2 separate regions of the Homo sapiens genome follow, and region 1 is linked to region 2. A link is an interaction called in ENCODE POLR2A ChIA-PET data of the cell type or tissue named here. Cell type or tissue: GM12878. All regions are shown on one strand. Links, peaks and the distances in the headings refer to the core of each region. The heading gives the core; the rest is flanking DNA. Region 1 has its middle 3.5 kb from the start of MIR492. Region 2 overlaps PLXNC1 (plexin C1).

The links. ChIA-PET counts read pairs that join two places held together with the same protein. Peaks named below come from ENCODE experiments on the same cell type or tissue, not always from the same donor. Only the 100,000 strongest peaks of a DNase experiment are listed, where the experiment ranks them.
Region 1: POLR2A ChIA-PET joins it to region 2 with 9 read pairs; 2 of 35 experiments call an interaction of 5 or more read pairs at or near these places.

What each region holds. Positions count from the first base shown.
Region 1 is chr12:94,829,413-94,832,330 of GRCh38, reverse strand. No RefSeq gene overlaps it. Among named protein-coding and RNA genes, the nearest start is that of MIR492, 3.5 kb to the left of the region's middle. RefSeq lists enhancers at 703-912, 923-1,132, 1,283-1,332. In GM12878, for the core only: no CTCF peak of the experiment used is centred there; a DNase peak (open chromatin) is centred at 1,090; H3K4me3 peaks cover 2,116 bases; H3K27ac peaks cover 2,500 bases.
Region 2 is chr12:94,206,585-94,209,502 of GRCh38, reverse strand. The region is part of intron 4 of PLXNC1 (plexin C1); the gene reads right to left. Among named protein-coding and RNA genes, the nearest start is that of PLXNC1-AS1, 32 kb to the right of the region's middle. RefSeq lists enhancers at 795-1,054, 1,705-1,774. In GM12878, for the core only: a CTCF peak has its summit at 830; DNase peaks (open chromatin) are centred at 1,182 and 1,402; H3K4me3 peaks cover 2,314 bases; H3K27ac peaks cover 2,500 bases.

The DNA.
Region 1 (2,918 bases), core at 131-2,630, 620 kb before region 2:
GATGATGAGGAGGAGGAGGATGATCAGTCATATAGAAACTCTCGGTATTGATACATTCATGCTTGGAGTGCTCTGTAATGTTGATGCTGTTATTATCCTCTTATTAATGGAAGAGAAAACAGAAGTTAAGGAAATTGCCCAGGTTACGTGCCCTAGTAAGGGACAGAACTGGATTTGAACTTTGACACTAGCTGCAGAGTCTGGACTAGCCTCCCTTGATATTCTTCTTGTGAGCGCTTCTTTTCTGGGTCGAAGATAGCCTGATAGCATTTTCCAGATTTTGTGGATAAAGCTGGGTGTTAGTCTTGGCCTGGCCACTTCCATCCTCTGTGGCCTTTAGTAAGTTATTTCACCTCTCTAGATCCCTGTGGGCCTTTTTGGGTCTCAGGGTCTATGACTTTCTAGTGGAAAGAAAACAACAGAGACAACTTTCAAGGACAGGCCCAGAATGATAGGAATATCATTGTCTACTTGATTTCAGGGACACTTACATTTGGCTCTAAAAGACATTTCTGTGAGGAAGTTGGTTTTCTCCACACTTTACTAAGGCAGGAGCTAGGTGGTGCCCAGGAGAAGTCCCCACAGGGGCTGTGAGGTTTTCTTGGATGCTAAGTTAGAGCGGTCCTCATGAAGGGTAAGCCCCATGACATATTTCCCTTGAGTGTGCTGAGGTCACAGGGCTTCTGTGGCTCACCAGCAAGTGTGGGGAGTGAAGAGCATGTGTCCCTCCCTGGCACAGGCACCCGGCCCCCTGCCGTGTTGTGGTATCTCTTCCCAGATGATCTTTGAGGTGTGTGGCTGGAAGAATGCTCCAGTCAGCTAAAGTGGGGTTCTTTAGTCGCAGTGTGTGCTGGTGGGCGAGTGAGGTGGGCTGGGCAAGCCAGAGGTGACTGCTCTGCTTTTCCTGACATCAGTGATGGGGTTGTCTTGCTTGGTGCACAGGTATTTTTCCAGGGTTCTGTCCTTCCACTCACTGACCAGAAAAAGAAAAAGAGAACAAGAAGACGCTTGTCTTACAAAATAGAAAGTTTACCCCATGCAGTTTCCCTTCCCTTTTCATATAGATGTTACAAAGCAAAAACACACACCCACAATGAGGGGTTTTTGAACTTGGCTGGGTTTCAGCTGTCACCCAGGAAGCAGTCAGCACTGTACGTGGCCCGTTGCTTTACTCTGCAGGTGTTGGTGATTCTCGGGTGCAAGGCCTGGCAATTGTGTTCCTGTGCCAGGTCCTCTGCACATGGCTTTCTTTGTTTAGTGTTATTTCCCCTGTTTGCCAGGCTTCTCTGAGGAGATGCTGACATTTTTTCTTTGTCCAGTTCTCCTATCCTAGAAACAAACAAAAACTGCACCTTTTAAAAATGTTTTTTTCCTATGGTTGAATTGGAAAATATCTTGCTTTAGCCAGGGAATAGCACAGCTTTTGTTCTGTTAGTGAAATGATCCAGGGATTTTATTTCAAAGTATAAGGTCCCTAAGATAAGGAATGAGGGTTATAAGGGAACATGGTTATGTTTGGGCAGTCAATTAAATTGAATATAGCAGTGATGAAGCACTAAATGTACATTAGGAACATACACATATCAGTCAAGTTTTCAAGTCTCCCAAGGAAACTACAGTCATAGTGATGGTAATGATGATGTGTTGATAATAAAAAAATAACATCGGCATTTGTTGAGTATTTACCATGTGCTGTTAATAGATAGTGTGCTAGTTTAAAACAACTCTGTAGTATGTATTAATTTTTTGTATCAGAACAAGAAACTGAAACTCAGTCTAAGTAACATGCTAAAGTCAGCTAGTAAGTAGGAGTGCTGGGTTTTACACACAGATTGAGTCCACAGTTCCAACCCTTAACCTCCAGGCAAACTGCCTGCAAAATCATATTTTAACAGATGTGGGGCCGGGCATGGTGGCTCATGCCTGTAATTGCAGCACTTTGGGCCAAGGTGAGTGGATCGTTTCAGGTCAGGAGTTTGAGACCAGCCTGGCCAACATGATGAAACCCTGTCTCTACTAAAAATGCAAAAATTAGCTGGGCATGGTGGCAGGCGCCTGTAATCCCAACTACTTCGGAGGCTGAGGCAGGAGAATTGCTTGAACCCAGGAGTCGGAGGTTGCAGTGAGCTGAGATTGTGCCACTGCATTCCAGCCTGGATGACAGAGCAACACTCTGTCTCAGAAATTAATAATAATTAAAAAAAGAGATCTGGGTATTTTAGCTTTAATTAAAAAAATAATAAAGAGAGATAGAGTCTTGCTATGTTTCCCAGGCTGATCTCAAACTCCTGGGCTCAAGCGTTTTTCCTGCCTTGGCCTCCAGAGTAGCTGGGACTACAGGTGTGCACCATCGTGCCTGGCTTATAGCTTTAAATTTTGAGATACCTGAAGAAAGTGCTTTTGATAAATAAAATTGAAGAAGAAGGAAATGTATTCTTTCTCTCCATTTTGTTTCTATCTTTGGATTGCCTGTGACTCATCATGAATATGACTGGAAGATCTGCCCTCTGAACTGAGCCCATAACTTTACTGAGGTATAATTTACATATCTAAAGTCCATCCATTGTAAATACATTGATTTTTAGTGAATTTGTAGAGTTGTGCAATCATCTCCGTAATCCATGTTTATAGAACATGCCCATTACAGCACAAGGTGGCCTTGTGCCCACTTGCAGTTAGTCTCTTCTCCCACCCCCAGTCCTGGGCAACCACTAATCCACTTTCTATCTTCATACATTTGCTTTTGCTAGAAATTTCATATAAGTGGAATGATTTAATATAGGGTTTTGTGACGGGCTTTTTCTCCCTTAGCATGTTTTTGACCCTTTTCACTGTTGTAATGTACATTGGTAGTTCCTTTTTGTTGCTGAGTATCTCATTATATGGATATACAACATCTTGTTAACTCATTCACCAGT
Region 2 (2,918 bases), core at 220-2,719:
ATACTTGGCTTCAGTACAAAATGCCAGACCTTGTACAGTGGATTATTGATTTGAGCGAGAATAGGAACATGATGCTAAAACCATGAAAAGCAACAAGAAAACAGCAGAGCATTTTTTTCCATCATGTCTAGGAGCAAAGAACAAATGTAGACAACATGGTGAACTTCGACTCCTGAGCCATCTCTCAAGATGACATCGCCAAATATATCTGAAACACATCCTCCCATGGATTCTGAAATAGGGAGCTCCCTTTTAGAAATGCCTAGCAAAGAACAGCTCAAGGAAGAGTTCACATATTGTATAAATTTTAGGTTTGCTATTCATTCTCAGAATATCAACCTATTGTGTAACTTGATTTTGTTTAAAAATAATAACAAAGTTACTATTTTGTGCTTTGCAGTATGATAATTAAATAGAAAAATTTCAAGGGCAGAGTCTGCCTAAGAATTTGATAAGACATTCCATAACCATCTGCTACATACCATTTATTTAGACAGATACCAAATTATATCAAAAGATATAGGTGAAACATTTTTCCAGGGCCATTTTCCCAAGTCAGCCAGCTCAGAGGCTGACCCAGATAAGTCTTAAGCTGTGGCCAGGGCCAACTACTTTGATAAAGAGATGCTCAGAAGCTGAGTGGTGAGATCACTGGCTTGCTTGATGTGTCAGTCACTCTAGGTCACACTAACTTGGGAACCCTTGCCTCACCAGACGGGGCACCAACCTGGCAAGAAGAACAAATACCAACAGCACGTTATCGCCAAAGGGTGTTGGACTCCACAGATATTCCATTGAATAGCATCAAGGAAAGAACGAAATATTTCTAGTACTACACCTCCTCAAGGCTGAAGATTAAAATGCAGGGGTGGTAAACCAGTGATGGTGAATTTTTAAAAGAAACTGAAAACACATGAATCATGAGATTGAAAAGCAACCAAATGATGACCACATTCAGCTACGGGGAGTCCCGGAGGGGATCCGAGCGGAATGAGGAATGGATGGGCCCAAACAGTGTATTTGGCTTCCTAAAGGTTTTATTTTTTCTCCTTTCTCTACTCTCTCTCTCTTTCAATTCTTAAGAATTTAGGCCTCATGGCTTCATCTTTGAGCTCTGTGTTAATTTGAATATGGCAAAAATAGAACAGGAAGTCAGTGAGTTTCACTAAACGTCATCCCCAAGCACAATACCTTTAGCATGTCACCGGCTTCTGACATTTGGGGAACCCTGCTCCCAATAAGCACATCTGTGTTCCACCTCCCACTACATCTGTGTCAGTTTCTTCTCCAACATTATAACCATGGGGATTTTCATCGGCAATTCTCCAAAGCCATAAATTTATCTGACCCTTGATGGCTAGCTCATCCGTCAAAGACATTAAGTTCAAATTAAACCGCCTGTCAATGTCAGAGAGAGTTTGCAACGGAGAGACAAGCACTGCTGGATTGAAAAACAGAATGACGAAGCTGGTTCTTTCGGTTGTATCTGAAATAGATCATGACTGTCAAAAACTCCCTGCCTCTCATGGGCACTCCGGTTTGTGTAAGGCACTTCCTCTGCCTATAAGAAAAAAAAAAATAAGCCAATTCCGAAGAGACTGGAGTACAAATATTTTTGTTGGCTCTTAATGCTGCCTGGGAGTCAAAGCCTAAGGCTGCCAAAAAAACAAGTGTAAAATATTTCATACAAATAGTGCTACAATTTGCCAATTTGTAGGCAGAAAACAGTAGTGCCACTGAGTTATCACTCCCTTTTCTGAACTCCTATAGCATTTCTTGTCAGAAGTACATATTTCGGTATTTAATCATATGCTGCCTCGAATTACAACTTAACTATTTCATAAGTCTATCTCAGTTCTCCCCAAGTAAGCTCTAAGCTCCTCAAAGAAGGGAGAAGGTCTTTAATATTTCTTTAGCAAATCCCTCAGTGTCTGGCAGCATGATATGCAAATACTAGGGTTTCAATAAATATTTTTGAATGAAAGGATGAAATATGAAATCTCTATAGGTCTTTTCTGTTGCTGATTTTTCTTTCTAGAGTTTTAATTCATGTCTGACTCCTCCTCATGCCAAAGAGACTATTTTTAAAACAAGCAAAAAGTTTAAATCTGGGGACAAATTGGGGGTGAGGTTTCCATTTTACTTTTTGAAAAAAAAAGGGAAAAGAAAGTATAAAATGAACCTTTCATTTTTTATTCTGCATAAGGCAAAAACAAAATCTAACCATGTTAAGCAACTAAACATAAATTCCTTGTTTTTATATATATATAAAAAAACAACCCACCACCTCTGAACTCCTATTCTTTGCCTCTCACCAGTACAAATAAAAAATGAAAAAATAAAAAGCAAACCATGACACCAAGTATGTATAACCAGATGGCCAGCCAACAACAGTATCTTATTACTTCTCAAATACTGCAGATTATAAAATCTTCATGACAGCATATTACTCATACATTTACATTTCTTACAGAGCAGATCTTATAGCTCCCATATTTTAGTAAACAAAGCTAGTTACTCTGAAATAATTCCTTTTGAAAGCTATCACTCTAATTCCTGCGTATCAACAAGAGCAACGGTCAAGTGCATAAACACTTGAGCCACTGCCCTAATTAAATTAAAATCTCATTGTCACACAGGACTCTTAGTGAGGCTGATTCTTCAGTGATGCACTCTCAGATAGGCTGATATCTTAATGGCTTCATTTCAATTTCTTCAGGCCAAGAATAGGAGGAAAATTGGATTTGGATAAGAATGGACATATTCTAGGGAAACTGGTAGAGATATATTTGCTTTCTTGACTTACTATTACTTTTGCTCCATCCTCTACTGAGGATCTATCCCAAAGTCCTCAGACTCCCAGTCAGTATTTTATTTTTCTAGTCCTTATTTCCACTTAGAGCTAATACTTTCATGAT